Linked DNA regions of Homo sapiens: region 2 is linked to region 1. Evidence: chromatin loops called from intact Hi-C (ENCODE). Cell type or tissue: Caco-2. All regions are shown on one strand.

What was found. Peaks named below come from ENCODE experiments on the same cell type or tissue, not always from the same donor. Only the 100,000 strongest peaks of a DNase experiment are listed, where the experiment ranks them.
Region 2: a loop joins it to region 1, with 18 times the contacts of the local background. A loop is called at or near these places in 1 of 110 quality-filtered maps.

What each region holds. Positions count from the first base shown.
Region 1 is chr3:131,655,770-131,660,769 of GRCh38, reverse strand. All of the region lies in intron 7 of CPNE4 (copine 4), which reads left to right. Among named protein-coding and RNA genes, the nearest start is that of MRPL3, 160 kb to the right of the region's middle. In Caco-2, no CTCF peak of the experiment used is centred here; a DNase peak (open chromatin) is centred at 2,479.
Region 2 is chr3:131,541,535-131,546,534 of GRCh38, reverse strand. CPNE4 (copine 4) reads left to right here. Exons shown (of 16, transcript NM_130808.3): 15 at 3,742-3,978. Among named protein-coding and RNA genes, the nearest start is that of MRPL3, 41 kb to the right of the region's middle. In Caco-2, no CTCF peak of the experiment used is centred here; no DNase peak of the experiment used is centred here.

The sequences.
Region 1 (5,000 bases):
TGAATTGGCTGGCTCTTCCACAGGGAGACACTCTTATTATCCTCATTTTGCAAATGGGAAAACTGAGACTAACAAAGATTAAATAACTAGCCTAAATTCACAGAGCTAGTCAGTGGCATTGGAAGGATCAAGTCTTTATGACTCTGGAACCTAAACTCCATACCAGAACCTAAAGTCCAATAAAACTTTCCGTGATGATGGAAATATTCTGTATCTGTACTCTTCAAAAGAGTAGCCACTACCCACATGTGGCCAAAGCAATTCTTTCCCAACCTCTCCTCTCTTTCTCTTCAAGCCTCCTTCTTATTTTCAGTCCTCCCATTCTGGTATCCCATCCCCTTTTCTTCAAAACACATCATCCTTCCCATCCACCAAGGAGAAAATTCTGCCCCTTCATGTGTCAAGCCTATGATGCTAATGGGACCCCTCCTCTGCCTAGTCTTTAGTGACTCCAAATTGGAAGAAATGGGCTGTTGTACAAATGGGGTCAACACTAGGTGCTTCAATGTCAAAATAACTTTTTCATTAGTGAAAATTAGATCTGATTTCCTTACTATCTAAAAAGAGAGCCTACCTTGCCAAAGCAAGTGCTAGTTTGCTTGTTTGTTTCCAAGAAACCATATAAACTGATCTTACATTAAAAAGAATCTTGGGAGTTAGTGTTTCAGTGGGGAAAACAGAAAAGTTCTGGACAAAGATGGTGGTAATCGTTGAAATACAATATGAATATACTTAATGCCACAGAGCTGTAAATTTAAAAATAAATGGCAAATTTTATGTTATGTATCTTTTACCACAACAAAAATTAAATTTAGAAAAAGCCTTCTTCCTGTTAACATGACTTTGAACCTGCTCCTTGTGAAACAACTGCCTGACATTATTGTACTACAGAGTATTTAATGCCTGCCTAAAGCTGGCATACCTTACCTATAATGGCTCTTGTTCTCTCAGCAATCTGGGATGAGGGTATGGCAGCTCCTAAGCGATTCTTTCTGACTCCCAAATTCCTCCCTTTTGGAAACCCTTGCATGCAAAGGGTACAGTCCTTCCTTGCCCAACCATTATGAGGGAAGAGGCCAAAAGAGATGGTACAACCTGGCCAAACTGTTTTATTGAAAAAATTGTCCATGGTCATGCTCTGTCTTTGATTTTTTTAAAAAATGTTTTTGAAAAAGTCATCTTTGGAAAACACTTTGCAAGTCTAAAACTAAAAGTATCAGATGAATGCTATTCAGTGCCCTGATGAGGTCTCTAGTTGAAAGTAAAGAGGTAGCCCTCTTATTATCTGGCTGGACATTTCCCTACTAGAGAGAATGTCCATCTAAATAAGTTGCAATTGCTGCAACTGGAAGCAGTTTCCTCACATTATTTAATCCATCTGCATCCCCTTCTGCACTGAAAATGGATAGCTAACCAGCTACTGGGAAGATACTTGGGGAAAACTGGGACGTGGATAAAGTTGCTTAATGATGAAGGGAAGGATTATTCTGAGTAGAAATTCTGAGAATCCCCCAGTGCAATTTTGTGTCATTATTCAAATTGACAGGACTCACTACTCTGTTTAAATAATGCTGTGTTCTGGTAACACTGGTTATGCTGGTTGCTCTTACTTGATTGTTTATTTAGTTTAAAATATTTTTAATATGAGATACTCTATAGTTTATTCCACTACTTTGTTCACACAGAAACTGAAAAAGTTGCCTCAAGATCTCAATTTTCATTTTTGCACATTTGGAAATGTTGTTTTTAACCTAGCCTTGTCAACAGGAAGGTTTTCACAAACTGGATTGACATCCCAAGATGCCTTTTCATTGAGTCAGTTTCTGCAGGGCATCCAGCTTCTCTCCCACATTTTAAACATTAAACCAGAATGTTGTTTGAAAAAGATGAAAACATCACAATCCGCAGCCATCCTGGGCTTTTTTTCTGGAAAGCATTGTCAGTAGAATCATCAAATAAAACATGAAGAGACCTGTCTCTTAGGAAGAAGATCAGCTTTCATAAAGAAAGAGTCCTTGAAGCAAAGGGAAATGACCCTTTCTTAGATGCTTGGCAGAACAATCCCATAGGCCCTCCTTCTCAGGAGCTGGAGGAGGTATCAGCATCTCCTCAAAGATATGGTGCCTGTAAGACCCCACCTGTCTGCAGTGTTTATACTTCCCAAAAAGATTAAGGAAGGCCAGGAGGACTTTGTGTGGAGCACACAAAACAAATATCAAGAAAGAGCAAATTGACTGACCTGATAAGAAACGAATTATTTTCTCTCTGAGAGTGTGTGAATTGTTCTTTCTTGGGAACATGAGCTCATTGAAAATGAGCATAAATACTTTTGGACACTTCCAGTAAAGAGAAGAAAGTTAGAATGATCATCAATCCCACATCCACCCCCATGCAATTTAGAGAGAAACCAGGTAGAGATGGAGAGATGCCTCCTCATGTTGCCTACAGAGGCCACTCGTGCTGCATGGCTCCAGTCAGGGTCCCCCGTCTCACTGGGTCTAGTCTCCAGCTTCTTTGCTGGTACAGGAACTCAGCTTTGTCCAATCACTCAGACTTAGTGGGACCTGGAAGAACTGACTCACGGCAAAAGGCAGATGCATAAGCCAGGAGGCCAACATAGTAATTTACAAAAAACAAAAATAAATAAAATATAAATAAATAAATTTGGCAAGAACTATAATTATCAAGCTCCATACAGGGAACCTCTTTCCTGATACCTGAATACTTTTGAAGCAGAATTAGCAACCAAAATATGTTATTTGGTGAGCATAGAAAAATCAAGGCAAGGGCACATGAGGAGTCTGGAGAGTGTTTACTCTGGTCAGCAGTTGTGACTGAAAGACTCAAGAGTCTGGAACATCTGATTAAGTTAATAAGGTGCTTGATCTTAAAAATATAGATAATTCGGCCGGGCACGGTATCTCACGCCTGTAATCCCAGCACTTTGGAAGGCTGAGGCGGGCAGATCACGAGGTCAGGAGATTAAGACAATCCTAGCCAACATGGCGAAACCCCGTTTCTACTAAACACACACACACACACACACACACACACACACACACACAAAATTAGCTGGACGTGGTGGCACGTGCCTGTAATCCCAGCTCCTCGGGAGGCTGAGGCAGGAGAATCTCTTGAACCAGTGAGTTGGAGGTTGCAGTGAGTCGAGATCACACCACTGCTCTCCAGCCTGGCGACAGAGTGAGACTCCCTCTCAAAAAAAAAAAAAAAAAAAAATACAGATAATTCTAGGCTTTCATGTACTCATTAAAGCTGATCTCTGACTCCCAATTCCTGAGGTGAGCCACAGTATATCTTGTCAATGTATAATTTTCAAAAAGTTAAAAGTATGACTCTCATTGAACTATCAAATGAATATGTATCAAAAATTTTATTCAACTCATTAATTGATGAGGTAACCAATAAGAAGATAAAAGTTCTCCAAGAGCATTTTGGATAATTTAGTTTACATAGTCTTTTTCTTTAAAAAGGACTAAAATTTCTAGATACAAAATTAATTAATGTCTTTAGGGGCAATAAACCATAAACTTCAGGGTCATCTTTACACCAGAAGGAAATCATTGCATCATATACAAGTTTAACATGTATAACTTTACAGATCCTGAGCCCTCAATTATTAATAATAAATAGTAAATAGCAGAAACAAATAATGGTAAATTCTTATAGGAAAATATATCATCCTTGGATGGGCCTGTTAAATAATGATTAAGTATGGCATTGAAAGGGCTTACGGTCACACTCTCGGACTTGTTTTCAGGTTGTGGATAATTTTTCTTAACAGGCTCAAGTAGCTCCTGAGTTCACATTTCTAGAAGATCCTGATATATGCCTGAAATTCCCACCTGTCCCTCTCCATTGCCTCCCCATCTCTGAATAGCTGGCATGTTCTTAACATTCAGGTGTCAACTCAAAACTGAAGCACTCAGACTTCGTTGTTCATACATACATTCCTCCAGTTACTCTTCATCTAATCACCATCTCCTTCATGGCACTTACCACCATCTGTGATTACGTTGTTTATTTGTTTACATGTTTATAGTTTGAGTCCTCTACTGAAATATAAGTGCCAAGGTCCGTGGGAAAGGAACTGGCCTATGTAATTCACCTCTATATCCTCAGCCCCTAAAACAGTGCTTGGCATATAGTAGATTCTTAATAAATGTATGCTTAAAGAATGAATAGATGGATAGATGGATTGATAGATAGATGGATGGATATATACACAAGCCCATAGTTACATTAGCTCGATACCATTGATGACATTGTACCAGATTTTTTGCTATTTGGTCTCACCTTTTAAAGACCCCTAGAAAAATACCCCTCTTATCTACTCATTCTTATCTCCACATATATCGATGCTAGTGATTAGGTTAATTAGGTTAATGTTTCCATCACATCAGTTATGACCTGGGACACTTCCTTTAATTTAAGACAAGTCTACATTCATCATGGAAGCTTTCTTTCCTCATTGTCATGTCTCAGAGAACTTCCCATTGCTACTCATTTGTCACCATATTTTCTCCTAACATTTTTTTTCCTTAAATTTAAACATAACTTTCCCTCCACCAGCCATAGGGAGTTAGAAGAAGGAAAGGAAGGGAAGGGAAGAGTCTGGAGGATAAAGCAGCCAACAGAGAAAAGCACTCCTTCAGGAATGAGGGGCTGGAATGCAAGTCACAAAAAAAAAAAAAAAAAGAAACAGTATTGTGGCCACATCTGGTTCTCACAGCATAGCTTTTGGAGGGGAAAGAGGCCTAAAATCTTAGAAAAGGAAGGTAAAGAAAGTAGCCTTGTGGATTTTCTAAATGTCAGGTCCTTTTTATTTCACTGGCGTATTTTATGGTTTAGTACTTTGCTTCTTTGAACAGTTCCTAGAATAGCAAGGATTAAGTCTAGTACTAACCATGATAAATCCTGGTTTACCTTTAAGCAATGAGATTTTTAATAGAATAAAGTAGAAGAGGGATGTGGGGTGGGTG
Region 2 (5,000 bases), 110 kb after region 1:
CCTGTTCTTTGAAAAGTCTGTGGTCCAGAGTCCCTTGTTATCTCTAAGGGTCATAAACTTGAACATCTTTGGCAAGCTGTGCCAGGGAGTCTGTTGCTATAGGATTTTCCCCTTGATTTTGTGGAACTCTTCCAGGTAAAAAATGCCCCTCTTTATCTAAACAGGACCTCAAGTATATTCAAAGACTATAATATTTCATCCATGAGCATTTTCCCAGTCTGACTTTAGAAGGAACTGTTATTGTTTGCTTTATTGGAAATTTCTATCAGGTTTCGATCCTGCAGTCTACAGCCTAGTGCCTTTAGCTAGATGAAACCTGGCAGGATCAGATTCCAGAATCCTGACAATCTCTTCAGACCAGGAGTTCTTAAACTTATTGTTCCACAAACCCCTTTAGCAGCTGATAAAGTTCATAGATCCCTTCTCAGAAGTGGTTTTTTGTGTTTTTTTGTGTGTGTGGTTTTTTGTGTTTTGTTTTGTTTGAGATGGAGTCTTGCTCTGTTGCCAGGCTGGAGTGCAGTGGCAGCTCACTGCAACCTCTGACTCCCTAGTTCAAATGATTCTCCTGCCTTAGCCTCCCGAGTAGCTGGGATTACAGGCACGTGCCACCACGCCCAGCCAATTTTTGTATTTTTAGTAGAGACAGGGTTTCACCATGTTGGCCAAGATGGTCTTGATCTCCTGACCTCATGATCCGCCCACCTAGGCCTTCCAAAGTGCTAGGATTACAGGCGTGAGCCACTGCACCCAGCCAGAAGTATTTTTAAATGTACAACATAAGACCCATATTATAAAGTAAACCAATTATATTGAAATGCAGTTAGCAAAATATTTTTTAAAAGGAAGATGGAGACATCATAAATACAGTAATAAAATGCTTCTGTATTTACATTTTAAATTATGAGAACCAGTAGTTTGTCTAATAATTCTGTAATTTCTAAGTTGTGTTAAACATAAATAATACATTGAAATATATGTAGGTACTGTAATATAACAGGAAAATATGTGTTTTTTTATTAATAACTAAGCCACAAGTAGAACTAATATTAATTTGATTTGTTGATTACACTTATAGTGAAAAAATGATAAATTTTACTTAGAGATTAGTGAAAATAAAAATGTAATTTACCCCAAGTTTACAGACTGCCTTAAATCTTGCAGTAGTCCATGGAGACAGGTTAAGAACCCCTAGTTTAGATCAGCAGTCAATAAACTATAACTAAACTAAACTGTTTTTCAATGGCTTGCAAGCTGAGAATGGTTTTTAGATTTTTTAATTGTTGAAAAAATCAAAAGTAGAATAATATTTGTATTTTGTGACATATGAAGATTTTGTGACATTAAAAATCAGTGTCCATAAATAAAATATTATTGGAACACAGCCTCTCATATTCATTTTAAATATTGTCTATGGCTGTTTTCACACTACAGTGGCAGTGTTAGGTAGTTGTGACAGAGACCATTATGGTCTACAAAGCCTAAAATACTTATTAATGTCCCTTGACAAAAAATAGTTTCCTGACCTCTGCTGTAGAACATTACGACTCTAAAGTTTCTCAATGTGGTAGTATGACTATCAGGTTGTTTTATTTCTTAAGGCATTTATCAGGTAGGGGAGATTCATCCACTGAACTCTAAGATCAGATCAGACAGGAGTTAGGGGAAGGTAGAGGATAAAGGTAGGAGACACAGAAGTGTGATTCACTCGAGGGCCCACCTGCTCATGAATCAGAAGTAATCTCTTTTTGGATGTGCCACCTGCCCTGGTCTTCCAGGTGCACTCTAGAGAGGGTGACTTATGATTCTGGTATGTCCTATACTCCTTCCCTCCATCCCCAAACCACCAACATTGCCTCTTTCTGCCGCTTCTCTCTGCACCTCCCTACCACCTCCATCACTTCATCCTACTGAAAGCCTTCTCTAAACTCTCAAGCCAACTTCCTTGTGAACATATACAACTCAGAAAATACAGACATAGAAGGAAACATACAACTTGAATGAATCTGAAAACCAAACTGGGAATTCAGCTAGGACTAGGGGTGAGTGGTTAGTTAATGGACATGGAACAGAATTAGCCTTTACATTAGACTGTATGAAAAGCATTCAGAACATGTGGCTATCTTCATCACAGTGTGAAGTTCACCTACCTCCAGCTTACATTTTTCATTTAAAACATTTTTTCAGGCTCACAGAAAAAAAATGAAATTCTTTAGTACTACCAAACTATTTGCAACATTAAGTATATGATTCTCAAAATCAGATGTTTTCAAAATGTCACTCTTCTATCCAATCTTTCTCCTTTGAAGTATGGTAACGTGGAATGGCTTAATCTCACTCTTACTACCTATAAATGTTAGGCATCTTGCAGGATTATATTGAAAGTTCTTTTCTGTTTAGCCTGAGCTGCATCTGACTAATCTGCTTCTCTTTCCTCTTACCAGTAAAGGCCATCATGATGCCTCTCATGTTGACTAAAAATAATGATGACCTCCAATGGGTCATCCTTCTCCAGGCCCCAGAGCACTTTCCAAGGCTTCCCTGTGCTGCTGAGTACAGCACCTTTCCTCCAATTCCCATCTCTGCTGAGTCATCTTCCAGCTTTCCAGATGGAAAGGGGCCAGGCAGGCTGCAGGCCAGAAGTCAGGACTTAAAGCAGGAAGCCATGGGAGCACTGCAACCTTCTGCAAGTGTGCCTGGAGAAGAGCTGCCACCTTTGTGGCACATGGCCTTCAGAGGGAGAGACTGCAACCCTGACCCTCTTATAGCAGGACTTTAGACTAGTGCCATCCAGTGGAAATATAACACAAGTTATGTATACAGTTTTAAATTCTTCAGTAACTGTATTTTAAAAAGTAAAAAGAAACAGAGAAATCCATTTTAATTATATATTTTATTTAAACCAACATAGCCAACATATTGTCATTTTAGCATGTACTCCATATAAAAAAATTATTAATGAAATAATTTGCATTCTATTTTGTATAATAAGTCTTCAAAATCCACATGTATTTTATACTTACAGCATGTCAATTTGGATGCTAAGTTATCATAAATACTTGATCTTTGTTTAGATTTTATAGTTACAGCTTAATTTTAATAACTACCTCACTGACAGTTACAAAGAAAGAAAAAGTAGATTAATCTACTGAAGTTGTTCCAAACATACTTAAAATGTTTCTAATAACTGAATTGGCTATCCAATTTTAATGTTAAATTTAAATTCATTACAATTAAATAAAATATAAAATTCAGTTCGTCACTTGCTCTAGCCACATTTCAAGGGCTGAGTAGTCTCATGGGGTTAGTCATCATTGTATTGGATGTCATAGCTTTAGATTTTTAAATATCTTCAAGTAAAGAAGATCATATAAATTATTGGGTCCCACCCCTCATTTGAGAAATGAAGAAGCTCAGACACAGACGAGTTAAGGGATCGTCCCAGGGTCTCACAGAATGAGGCTTTGAAGCCTGTCCTCCTAACTCTTGGCCTGCTGCTCTTTCTTTGTAACTGTCAGTGAGGTAGTTATTATAATTAAGCTATAATTGCCATGCCTACCTTTAAGCTCCATTCATCAGAACCCTAAGCCTTTAGGACTATCAGCACATTCAAAAAATGTCTGTCATCACTGTTGCTTTGGTCAATGTGCAGTGAGGCCACCTGGGTGTCTAACTGGTATTGTATTGTCCTTGTCTCCCTCACCTCTTCACCCCCCCCCATCATCATGGGGCATCTGACTGCAGCAATACTTCATCCTGCTGATCCTGACAGATGGTGTTATCACAGACATGGCCGACACCCGGGAGGCCATTGTCCATGCCTCCCACCTCCCCATGTCAGTCATCATCGTGGGAGTAGGGAACGCTGACTTCAGTGACATGCAGATGCTGGACGGTGATGATGGGATTCTGAGGTCACCCAAGGGAGAGCCTGTTCTTCGAGACATCGTCCAGTTCGTGCCCTTCAGGAACTTCAAACACGTATGCATATACACATTGGGGCACTTTTCATGGAAGAGCAGAACCAAAGCATGCTCACCTCCCACATTTGTCCACCAATGTTTATGGTGATCCACCATTCTTGAAGCAACACCAGCTATGCTCTACATACCCTTGCTGTGGGAGATGACCTGGCTTAGCTATCCCTTCCTGGGCCACGTCATCTCCCACAACAAGGATATATAGAGCATGACTCTTTGGAGAAAAAAATTATAAATTGAGTTACAGATCAGGAGCCATGCTAACTATTGTAGGCAAAATTTCACTGATGCTTGCCCTATAATTCATATAATTTAGGATCTCTAGTGCATCTAGGACTGCCTACAGATGGGCAGCTTGTTCCCTGCCTAAAGGTGCCTGCCCAAAGTACCAAGCAGAAACTGAAATGCAGCTTATGTTTTGCTTGTCAAGCTATGTGGCCTGGCAGAAGTCTGTGTTTGCCTTGGCAAAGTATATTTCCAAAATGATAGAAACCTAAATCCTCTATAAAAAATATAGTAAGCAGCATCAAAAATTTATTTAACTCCTTCAAAACAAGATGATAAAGTTAGTTCAAAAGAGTATATAAGGCTGGGTGCAGTGGCTCACCCCTGTAATCCCAGCAGTTTGGGAGGCCAAGGTGGGTGTATCGCCTGAGGTCAGGAGTTTGAGACCAGCCTGACCAACATGGTAAAACTCCATCTCTACTAAAAATACAAAAATTAGCTGGGCGTGGTGGCAGGCGCCTGTAATCCCAGCTACTCGGGAGGCTGAGGCAGGAGAATCACTTGAATCAGGGAGGTGGAGGTTGCAGTGAGCCGAGATCACACCACTGCACTCCAGCCTGGGTGATGAGAGTGAGAGTTGGTTTCAAAAAAAGTAAATAAATAAGACAGTTAAAGTCAGTGGGAAAAAATGCTGAATAAGTTTGCTAAGGTAGATTGAAAACTGATTAATGACCAAGAGGGTAAAAAAAAAAAAAAAAAGTAATCTTTGAATTGCCCTCTCTGTGGGCCAGAAATCGC